Linked DNA regions of Homo sapiens: region 2 is linked to region 1. The links are chromatin loops, found by intact Hi-C in ENCODE. Cell type or tissue: PC-9. All regions are shown on one strand. Links, peaks and the distances in the headings refer to the core of each region. The heading gives the core; the rest is flanking DNA. Region 1 has its middle 150 kb from the start of CDIN1. Region 2 has its middle 210 kb from the start of CDIN1.

Region 1 (5,396 bases), core at 220-5,219:
AGAGACGGGGTACTTGATATGAGAGAGTGGCCAATGGGAATCACCAAATGGTGAGTTACTCAAAAGAATTTTCTTATTTGCCTCATAATTTAAGCATATAATTCAACCTCTTCCTGCCTTTGTTCCCCAGATTATAAACTGCTTAAAACAGCTAGTTCCTCCCTAGCTATGATATGGTACGTAACTATGATACCTTGTTATGGTACAGGAAGCTATAAGAGCAATTCAGACAACAAAGAATAATATTTTGATAAAATAGAGCAGTAAATAAGTCAATTAATCTAAATAATTTCCTATTTGAATTAATTTTTAAAGGTAGGTTTTGAGAGATTCTAATTAAAGATTTCTATTCTGCTAGTCTTTTCCTATACTCAGTGTTTGTTATTAAAACCTTGCTAAGAAAGTGATGAGTATATACATTTCTCAATTACAAACCAGAATTACTGCATATTTCCATTTATTTATATTCCATATCTTGGCCACAGTTGGGTAGTGGGGTGGGAAAAATATATTAAGAGATGAAAAAGAATGGGGAGACATTTTGCAAGACATTAAAGGGATATCCAGGATAAAATTATTTCCTGATAAAGGAATATGTATAAATAAGTTGAAATGACATTGTTTCACAGAAGTAAAAATAAAACTTGATTTTCCTGAAAACAAATAAGGATATAAACGATACAGACTATTACATAATGTGTCTGTAACATGAGTATCTTATTACCCTATGTATTGCGTTAGTAAAAATGCATCAGAAACATAGAACAATCAGAAGCAGCTCTTGAATGGAGAAATGTCCTCTTTATCCCAGTTAAAATGAGAGCAGTCTTCAGGCATCATGTGACATTGTCCGAATATTTTGCATGACCATTTCTTAGGCTCTCCTTCTCTAATTGATTAGAGCAAATGTTTATAGGTAGCAGAGCTGTCTAAACCAGGTTCTTAACAGGAAAAGAGACACAAAATCCCTTTCTGATTGGAGACTCTGATTCCAGTGTATACGTAGTCTGTCTTATGTAGCTTGTCTATTTGAATGGTAGTGTCTTTCCTTAACTGCAACGAAACAAATAAGGTTCACGCACAGGTTTAATTTGGCATCAAGCTCCAACTTAGTCCCTTGTGCTTGTTTATTGCATGTCTGCAGCTGTTATTTTCCTGCTTCTTCCACAGTTAGACAATAGAGCCAGGCTGTCGTCAGCCTTGCTTTGCCTTTATTTTGTGCTCCCCATTTTTATTGATGAGCTTATACTTGTCCTGCTGATTAAGTAAAAATATGTTTTCTTTATAATTTTTTTAAAGACTATGTTCCCAAAAAAGTCTCTGAGTTTTCCTTTTAATCACTATTTTTCCCTTTAAAAATGCATGAATAAATTTAAACCCATTCAAATGCCAATATGCCTAATGTACATATTAAGTCAATACGATTTTACTTAACTTTTTCTACTTACATTTTTTTTACTATAGCTCAAGACTTACAACAAAATACTAAATGATGACTGATTCTCATAGTGTCTTGCTAGAAAAGTAGCAACTATTTCCTAAATATTGGCATGTCTAATTGCTCAAATTTTACAAGCTAAGAAGACTAGGAAGAAAAATCTTTCAAACATTTAGGTTAGCTCTCAGTGGAGTCTCTGGAGGTTAAGAGGTGAAGTCAAGTCGTACCATTCTTTCTTAATACTATCATTCTCAAATGATCAAATGTGATTTTTCACTCAACCAAAAATTTCTTTCTTCAAACTCCACTTCAACTGCTCACGTTTTTTAAATCTCATTTTCTTATGTATTTATTCTATTTATTCATTCATTTATTCCATAGTTATTCAATAGATATTTATTGAGCATTTATTGGGTACCAGATACATAGAACTTCAAAAGAAAAGATTCTGATCTCTGAGATCATTCAGAGCTAAGCACCAGGCTAACTGCCCTCCTCACGCCAGTCTGTGTGTCAGCCTTACATATCTCCTGGAATACATAATAGGAACAAGTAGATTTTTAGCACCTTGGGTTACCTGAGGGTGCAAAGAAATGAATCTCATAAAGCATGTGCCAGAGTGCCTGGGTTCAAATAATTGTTTTTCCACTTTTAGTGGTATGACCTCAGAAAACATGTTAACTCTGTGACTGTCTTTGTCTGTAAAATGAAAAAAACAATAGTAGTTACCTCGTAAGTTTTTATCAACGGAGTCAACATCTGTAAGGTACTAAGACCAGTGCCTGCTACAGAGCAACGCTGTATATATTTGTCAAATAAATGAAAACAATTAAATTATGCATGTTATGAAAATTAAATGAATTTTCACATATGTAAAATATTTAGATATGTGCTCAAGTGCTAAATAGAGGTTGCTGATAATTACTGTTACTGAATAGCCCCCTTCTGGGAAGCCCTGGCCTCTTCTGTAGAAGTTCTTACTCATATTCCACCGTTCAAGACGCTGCCTCCCAATCGTGATTGGCCCGACTGAAGAGAAAGCACTTCATCAAAAGCAGATGCTCCTCCATGAGTCACTGGACTAATCCAGTTGTCCCTCTCTGGAATTTCCATTGAGGATATAATGAGTAAGTCTGCCAGGCAATAGGAGCTAGAGTGAATATTCACACAGAGAAACCAGCAGGGACTGGGAAAGTAGCTGAGTCATATTCCCTGCAGAAAATGGGAAGGGACCCCTGGACCTCAGTTGATGACACCCACATTACTGAATCCTGAGTCATCTTCCTATCTCTGAACTGTGATCCAGTTATCTGGACACTCAAGCATACTGTGGTTTCTGCTTGTCCCATAAGACATAGTGCCCCTGCCTGCTCTTTTCAGTTTCCCTGAGTCATGGCCAAGTGGTTGAGCTTTCTCTCTTTCTTATATCCCTTATATGTTCATCATAGACCACTGTAATGTATGGATATTTCTTGCAGTTTAAAGAGCCTCCTCTGTATATCACAGGGAGATAATAGGTACAGAACAAGTTCAAAAGATGGCTCTCAATTTTGTCTTGACATCAGAATCCCCTGTACTGACTTTTCAAATGCAGGGCCTGGGCCCTACCACCCAGATGTGAATTCAATAGGCTGGAGCAAAGGCCAGGAATTACTAATGTACATCAAAGGCTGAAAACTATTGAAGGTAGTCAAAGAATGATGTCGGCCAGGCAAGGAGAAAAAGGAGAACAAAAGAGAAATGTTGTTCAGTGCTTAAGGATAAAACTATTCTGTGGTCTCCTCATTGATAATGTATGGATGGACACTTTTCTAGCATGTGAGATAATTTTTCTAGAAGATGTAGTACTCATTCAAAATCCTCAAGGACTCCCTGTTGGACCTAGAATAAAGCGCAAACTCTGTAACCCAGCATTCAGGCTCTCCATAAAGCACTTTGCTGCTCCACTGAAGAACTTCCTTCTATACCCTTACATCCCAGTCATACCTGCCTTTTGGTCATTCTCGAACATTCTGTATGTCATTATATTTCCATGCCTTTAATTCATGCTAGTCTCCCAAGCTAAATTGTCTTTCTCATTCTTTCTGTCCACCTGACACTAATAATTACAAGAGTAATAACAATTTACAGATCACAATATGCTTTTCTCAAACATTGTTACATCTCTTCCTCATAGCAGCAACTTTGAGTAACAGATATGCTCTTTATTTCAACTTTCTGATCCAGAAACTGAAGTTCACACAAATTAGGTGACATACCCAGTGCCTGATATATAGTAGAATGTTGATTTAAAAATTGGCCAGAAGTAGGAAAGTGAATCAAGTCTTTGAATATCAAAGTCCAAGCTTTCCTTTGCTTATTTTGCTTTGTTTTAATTAACATATATCCAAATTCCAAAGGCTGGAACTTTAATCTTTCAAAACTCAGATCCAAAGACATGCCAACATACAGACACATAAACATCCAGGGTGCTTTAACTATGTAATAAATATCTAGCAAAGTTATTAATTTGAGTCTGACAAGAATGAGACAGGAATCGTTGAGAACCAAATGCTCAGAAGAAGTAGATTCAATTCAACTGAATTTATCTCTACTTATCTTTATTGTCATTATGTCTCATCAAATTCATCTAGAACAAAATATTTCATGAAGGCTGTTGGATAGTCAGACATTCCTCTACCCTGCCTGCCTCATGAGGTTCAAATGAGATAAGGTATGGGAATTCACTTAGGAAAGTAGAAAATGTTGATAAATTTTTATCTTCCCCTCAGTTTATCGTGCTCTGCAAGAGAGTCATGGACACTGACAAGCATACTCCTAAGAAGATGCTCACCTCAAAATCTGGTTACTCTATTACTCAATACTGTATATGTTTTCCAAAGCTGTGTAGTCTCCTGATCCACTTTATGCCTACCATAATTAGAGCAAATAATATGAAAAGTGAATGGATCCAGGAATTGCAATTTTCCAGACTACCAATGAATAAATTCTATTCTCATCCTTCTGAAACACACTTCTGCCATGCTTCTGACAGAAGTCACACTTGTTTCTGTATTTTTTGTTCTTGACGGGTTTTTTGCCATTTGACTCATTGATGCTGTTCAACCTTTCTTTACTCATCTTATTTACATTATTTTGACCTGTATCCCTTGATGATTTTCACTACTTCCAAACCTGTCTGGCTTACAGGTGGTTCTCATTGCAACCCATTTAAGAATATCAACAGTGGTTTAGCAGCAGTGACTCCGTTCACCCAAACAGCTTGTGACAGTCCATGCACAGATTTTTATCTCTTTACATAAAATCCCATCAATGTTGCAGGCTGAGACACAGAACTTTAAAACCATATGTTTCTGATATTTCAGGGTTTTTTCCCCTTAGGCTTTGTGAATAGAAGAGAGATATCACATCCTCCTTGTTCTTTCACTGGCAAAAGGTTCATTCACACAACCTGAAGTCATTTGAGCATGAGTTTCCATGATGTCTTATTTTCAAGTATTGTTATCAATTCTGTCTAAATTTATAAAGATTGTAATACATGCTCACATACAAGGAACACTCGGTGAATCACTCTTGTCCAAGAACATTTAGTATTTTACATTTGTCCATTTTAATAACATTTCAGCTGCCACTGTTATAAAACATTTAAAACATTTAGAATATGGCCTCTCTGCAGTGTTTTCACTGGTGATAAACACCCAAGTCATTTTTTTAACCCAATGTGCTACGAATAGGGCATTTCAGTTGTATGAATCCCACTCAGATTTTCAGGGCTGCTTTACTCTAAATACTTTGTATTATGACTAACATGATCATATCAGCTGCCCTTTATTAGTTTCTGCATGTAACTTATTAGCTAAACTGTATTATGCACACACTGAGCACCAGGACCTCTGCTATGCATGTTCCACACATAATCTCATTTCGTAGTAGATGGATACTATTGTTAATCTTCAAC
Region 2 (5,396 bases), core at 255-5,254, 54 kb before region 1:
ATTATGGCAGGCAGTCAAGGTAATACTGCATCCTTTCTCATCTGAAAACCACATAAAAATTAATTTAAAAAAGAAAGAAGAAAAGGGTGGATCATCCCTTTTGTCAGGTGCAACAAGGAATTTAAGGATGCCACACAAACTGAGGAGGCCATAAAAATGGTGCAAAAAGAAATTAAGAAATTTTATTTCAAATGAAGTCCTTGAGATAAAGGAAAAGAATATTGTTTCATTTATTGTTAATTCAAACTTCCTAAAAGAGTCATAGGAATTAGATAAGAAATTTCATTTAGCTTTGGAGAAATGATGTACTTAATTTATAAGTAAAATCTGGGAAAATACATGAAGATGTCATCTTATTGGCTATTTTTACTCATATAACCTAATGAATCATCAACCAACCAAAAAGAATGTACATGCTATAGCCAGGAAGCAACACTTTGTAAACTTGATCATTGATTGGCACATACTGTAGTACTGATACCAATCCAGTTTCCAGATTTTTAAGAGAAACAAGGGATAACTGGCAGAAAAAAAAATCCTAAGATAAGCAAAAATCATTAAGTCTCAAATTGGCAGATAAACTTAGATTGCAAGTGGCATTTCTAATTGTTTTGCACAAACCTTATTTAGAAAGATTTTTAAAGTTTGCCTCTTTAAAAATATTTTTTCTGTAACATTTTAAATATTTACTGATAAAATGCTTACTTTATAAAAACGCAGAAACAATGTTTTTTTAATTTCTATTTGATCAGTTTTTTCTATGTCTATAATCATGTGATATGAACATCAGTCTCTTTGATATGACTGTTTAAAGATATAGAAATTCCTATATCTTTATAGTCTCTATCCTGGAATCACGTAACTCCAGTTTAAATCCAACTTTGTCATCCATGCCTCAGAATTTTTTTTTAATCACCAAGTATGTACCGAGCACTAATGAGTGCCAAGTACTGCTCTTGGTGACAAGGATAAAAAGTGAGCAAAACAAATATGGCTCACACCCTCTGCTTCATCTCTAAAATGAAAAATAGCCTTGAGAATAGCATCTTAATAAATGTTAGTCCCTATTCTAGTGTCTCTGCATCTGTTGTTAATGGAAAGTTGCAAGCTCATGCAGAATCAATACCAGATAGATAAGGTCCTTTAGGTGAGTGACAATATGCATGCGTTGTTTGGATTTTGGAAAATATTCATTGCCTCTAACAACAATTTTTTCTGTAGTCCTAGTAGTCCTAGTTACATAATAAGATATGAAAATAAGATATTACTGTATTTCCAGTTTTGAAAGAAAAGTTGAGTCTTTTTATTTTTTTATGGTGCTTGTTCTTTATGAGAAAGCTAGTTTATTATGGTAATTTTAGCCATTGCTTTAACCACAAAAAGATATATAAAACTTTTGTTCAAGAACACTCCTACATGATTTTAGCTCATATACCCATCATCTGAAAAAACTGAAATTCCTTTTCTACTAAACAACTCAATTATCATTTAGAAGCTTTGAGACATGCAATAAATTATTGGCTAGAGGAAAAATGTTTATTGTTTAGAAATGCTATGAAATACTAAATATCACCAAGGTATGAGTTCAAGCATACTGTGTATATTCCTTTAAGACACAATACTATGCTATATTTCATGAAAATAACTTGAAAAGTCTATAATATTTGCCTTTTAAACCATAACCCGAGAGGGGGAGAAATGAGAAATTAGATAGGGACTTACTTCTTTGATATTAGGCTATAGCTGATACCAAATTTGCAAAGGCAAGTAAAATCATGATGTTAATATTATAGAACTTAACCAAAAAACTAGAAAAATATAACTCCACATTGCATCCTATTGCCTATAAAATCCTCAGAAAGCAGAATATGATTGTCAGCATTATTGCTAGGAAAAATATAATAGTAATAGATAGTAGTCTCATTATTTCTTTTATTTACTACAAAAAAAGGATTGAGTGTGATACCTTTTTAACAGCACATTATCTCACCTTAGAATATGGCTGCATAAAAACTTATAAAATTGTGTGGGTTTTAAATTTCATTTAAGTTAGAATTTTTCCATGTGTTCGATTTTTTGAAATTTCTAACATTTGATATTTGTATGAGTGATCAATAGTTTGTTTTCCTTCTTTGTTGTTCTTTTTATGACTCTTCCTCAACTTCTATTATATACAGCTTGAAAAAAATTCTTAATATTTAATAAATGTTAGGGTCCTTAAGAATAAATTTAGTTTTAATGAAAAGAGAATTTTAACATCCTATTTAATTTGTACTATAACTTCTCATTACTCTCCCCACTCCCAAAGAAGGGCAAAAACGTTTTCACAAAAAAAAAAAAAAAAGCTATTTTAGTGACCTTTTGTCCCACCCTAAGAGGAAGAGATCTGACAGGTAGATATATGGAGAGTTTGTTATTGTAAATTCCAGATCTTGTGATTATCTCTGACTCAACTTCTGGGGTTTTATCTGGAATTCCTGTGAAGGGTCAACAAGTGTATTACTGCCTGTCTTCACCTTCTTGTGACCCTAATTTTAAGACGGCACCTTATAGGATTCAGAAAGTAGATTATAGTGCTGCATTTCCGCAGACTAATTTTAGAATGGGATGTGTCCAAAAATATATCATTAGCTCAAGCAACCAGAAATATACAACTTTTGATGTATTTATGTCTATCTACTTTAGTTTACATTTAATCGTGGAACTTAAAGGAAAAAACCTAGTAACTTTTTGACTTAATAATTCTCCAGAGTCAAATGTTCCATTGCACTATTTCTTTTTGGGTAAAACCTGTTTTTGTAGTATTGCTGTAGTTAAATAATCTCAAGTATGAATAAGTAGATGTAGATGTGTCTATAGTTATATAAATACACCTTAATAGATAAAAGCATAGCAGAGATTCATATTAAAATTTTGGGAAAATAAACAAATATGTATTCAGCAACACATTCTTACAATATAACTCATCCATGTATGTTAGAAAAATAAAAAGAGCAATTTCTGAATAAATTTTAAGTATAAATTTAATAAGATCAATGGCCCCTAACCTCTAATTATTGCTCCATAATCCTTAAACACTGGTTAAGAATAACAGGAGTATTATTGTCATAGGATGGTGGAAATTGGTTTGATAAAAAGAACACTTGTTAAATGGATAACAAATGTACAAGAAAAGAAATTTAAGAAGAATATTTAGAAAATATTCTGGAAGGAGGGACTACAGTGTAATGCTTACAGAAGGATGTGATTTCGATGTTCTATAACATGTTTCAGACAACTTACTAAATGTGTGGTCTTGCATTATTTAACCTCTGTCACCCCATTTTTTTCCATCAGTAAAAAGAGTATAAAATTGTGCCTATCTCATAGGTCTGATGTGAGAATTGAAAGTTAAATGCTTGACATAATAGCTGGCATAGCAGAGATTGTTGTGGTTGTTGTTGTTGTTGTGTTCTGAAAATATCCATTGTATATTTAACAAACACAATAATTGAATGATAACAAATGTAAAAATTAGATGATAGGAAAATATAATAATTGGATGATAAAACTTTCCAAATAATATAGATTATTGAAAATGTTACTATAGCCTAAAATATTGAGACCCAATTAATGTCAAATGCAGTGTGGCATAAAATTAAATTCTTATTATGAGAAAAGGAAAAAAAATTTCAATAAAGAACCCAGCCATGAATTTGGTTCATTGTCTGAAGCAGAATAATACATGGAAATTCATAAGCTGTGGGTGCAACCGTCTTTTGTGTCATACTTTATTCCTTTGACATTGTTGAAGACTTATGACAAACCGAAAGTGGAGAACATTTGAAAATTAAAAGCACACACACACACAAAAATGCCTCTAAGAGTAATGATTATGTGAGATAAAGAAATCTAACATATTTATATTTTTGCCAACAATTTCACCAACAATTTTCACTGTTCCTCTTAATTTCAGAAAAATTTCTGCCATGTTAAATATATTTTTGCAAACAAATAGAATCCTCATAGTCATTTAAAGACATAGAAGACTGAGACATAAAAATCTATGAGACAATTTCCAGTCATTATCACATCTGATGGAAGCTTTTCCTTTATATCAAGTGTTGATGGCAACTTTTGTCAAGCTTCAACTAAATATCCCATCATAATTCTAATTGTGCCTTCACACATACCTTTCCATTCATTTTGGTAAAAATGCTTGTTAATGCCCTTGTAGTTTAAAAAAGATCAATGTAATCAGTAGCTTTATGATTAAAAAGACTCATAAAGAGCTGACGTTTACATACATTTGACAGAGCAAGTTTGTCACTTGGTCAGTTCTGCTTGGTCTGAAATTATTATTTTTTTTTTACCTATTTTTGTGATCTCTCTTACATTGTTGCCTAAAACTATTTATTATCTTAACATTGATATTTTATATGTTTAATTCACCTTTCAAATATTTATCACCAGACCTTTTGCAGGTATCTTGATGAAGTAACCTAATTATCTACTTATCAGACAAAATCATGAGTAATCAGAAATATTTACATGAGATCTTTGATTCATTATGTACTGATATTAAATATACTGCCCTATCAACATAAAAGAGAATCTTGATTATCACTTAATTAAGGCATTTTTCTATGTCAACTAGGCCTCAACTAAGCTTAATATCTTCATTTTCTTTGTCTGTTCCTGTTTCATTGATTATTTCTTTTTTTCTTTTTTTTTTTTTTGATACGAAGTCTCGCTCTGTCGCCCAGGCGGGAGTGCAGTGGCGCAATCTCGGCTCACTGCAAGCTCCGCCTCCCGGGTTCACGCCATTCTCCTGCCTCAGCCTCCCGAGTAGCTGGGACTACAGGCGCCCACCACCACGCCCGGCTAATTTTTTTTTTGTATTTTTAGTAGAGACAGGGTTTCACCGTGTTAGCCAGGATGGTCTCGATCTCCTGACCTCGTGATCCGCCCGCCTCGGCCTCCCAAAGTGCTGGGATTACAAGCGTGAGCCACCGCGCCCGGCCTGATTATTTCTTTTAATGCACCTTAATGTTTAACAAGAACATTGTTAAAGGCCAGACATGGTGGCTCATGCTTGTAATCCCAGCACTTTGGGAAGCTGAGGCAGGAGGATCACTTGATCGCAGGAGTTCAAAACCAGCCTGGGCTACATAGTGAAACCTCATCTCTACTAAAACACTTTAAAATGAGCTGGGTGTGGTGGTCCCAACTACTCAGGAGGCTAAACTGGGAAGACCGCTTGAGCCCTGGAGGGTCAAGGCTGCAGTGAGCCATGACTGTGCTACTGCACTCCAGCCAGGGGGACAGAGAAAGGCTTTATCTCAAAAAAAAAAAAAAAAAAAAGAACATTGTACATAGATCTCAAAACATTGTATAGATTACAATTTATATATTTC

Evidence for each region. Hi-C counts contacts between places; a loop is a spot of excess contacts. Peaks named below come from ENCODE experiments on the same cell type or tissue, not always from the same donor. Only the 100,000 strongest peaks of a DNase experiment are listed, where the experiment ranks them.
Region 2: a loop joins it to region 1, with 15 times the contacts of the local background. A loop is called at or near these places in 4 of 110 quality-filtered maps.

Annotation. Positions count from the first base shown.
Region 1 is chr15:36,425,760-36,431,155 of GRCh38, forward strand. No RefSeq gene overlaps it. Among named protein-coding and RNA genes, the nearest start is that of CDIN1, 150 kb to the right of the region's middle. RefSeq lists an enhancer at 2,088-3,287. In PC-9, for the core only: no CTCF peak of the experiment used is centred there; a DNase peak (open chromatin) is centred at 2,652; H3K27ac peaks cover 3,233 bases.
Region 2 is chr15:36,371,297-36,376,692 of GRCh38, forward strand. No RefSeq gene overlaps it. Among named protein-coding and RNA genes, the nearest start is that of CDIN1, 210 kb to the right of the region's middle. In PC-9, for the core only: no CTCF peak of the experiment used is centred there; DNase peaks (open chromatin) are centred at 425 and 2,455; H3K27ac peaks cover 4,074 bases.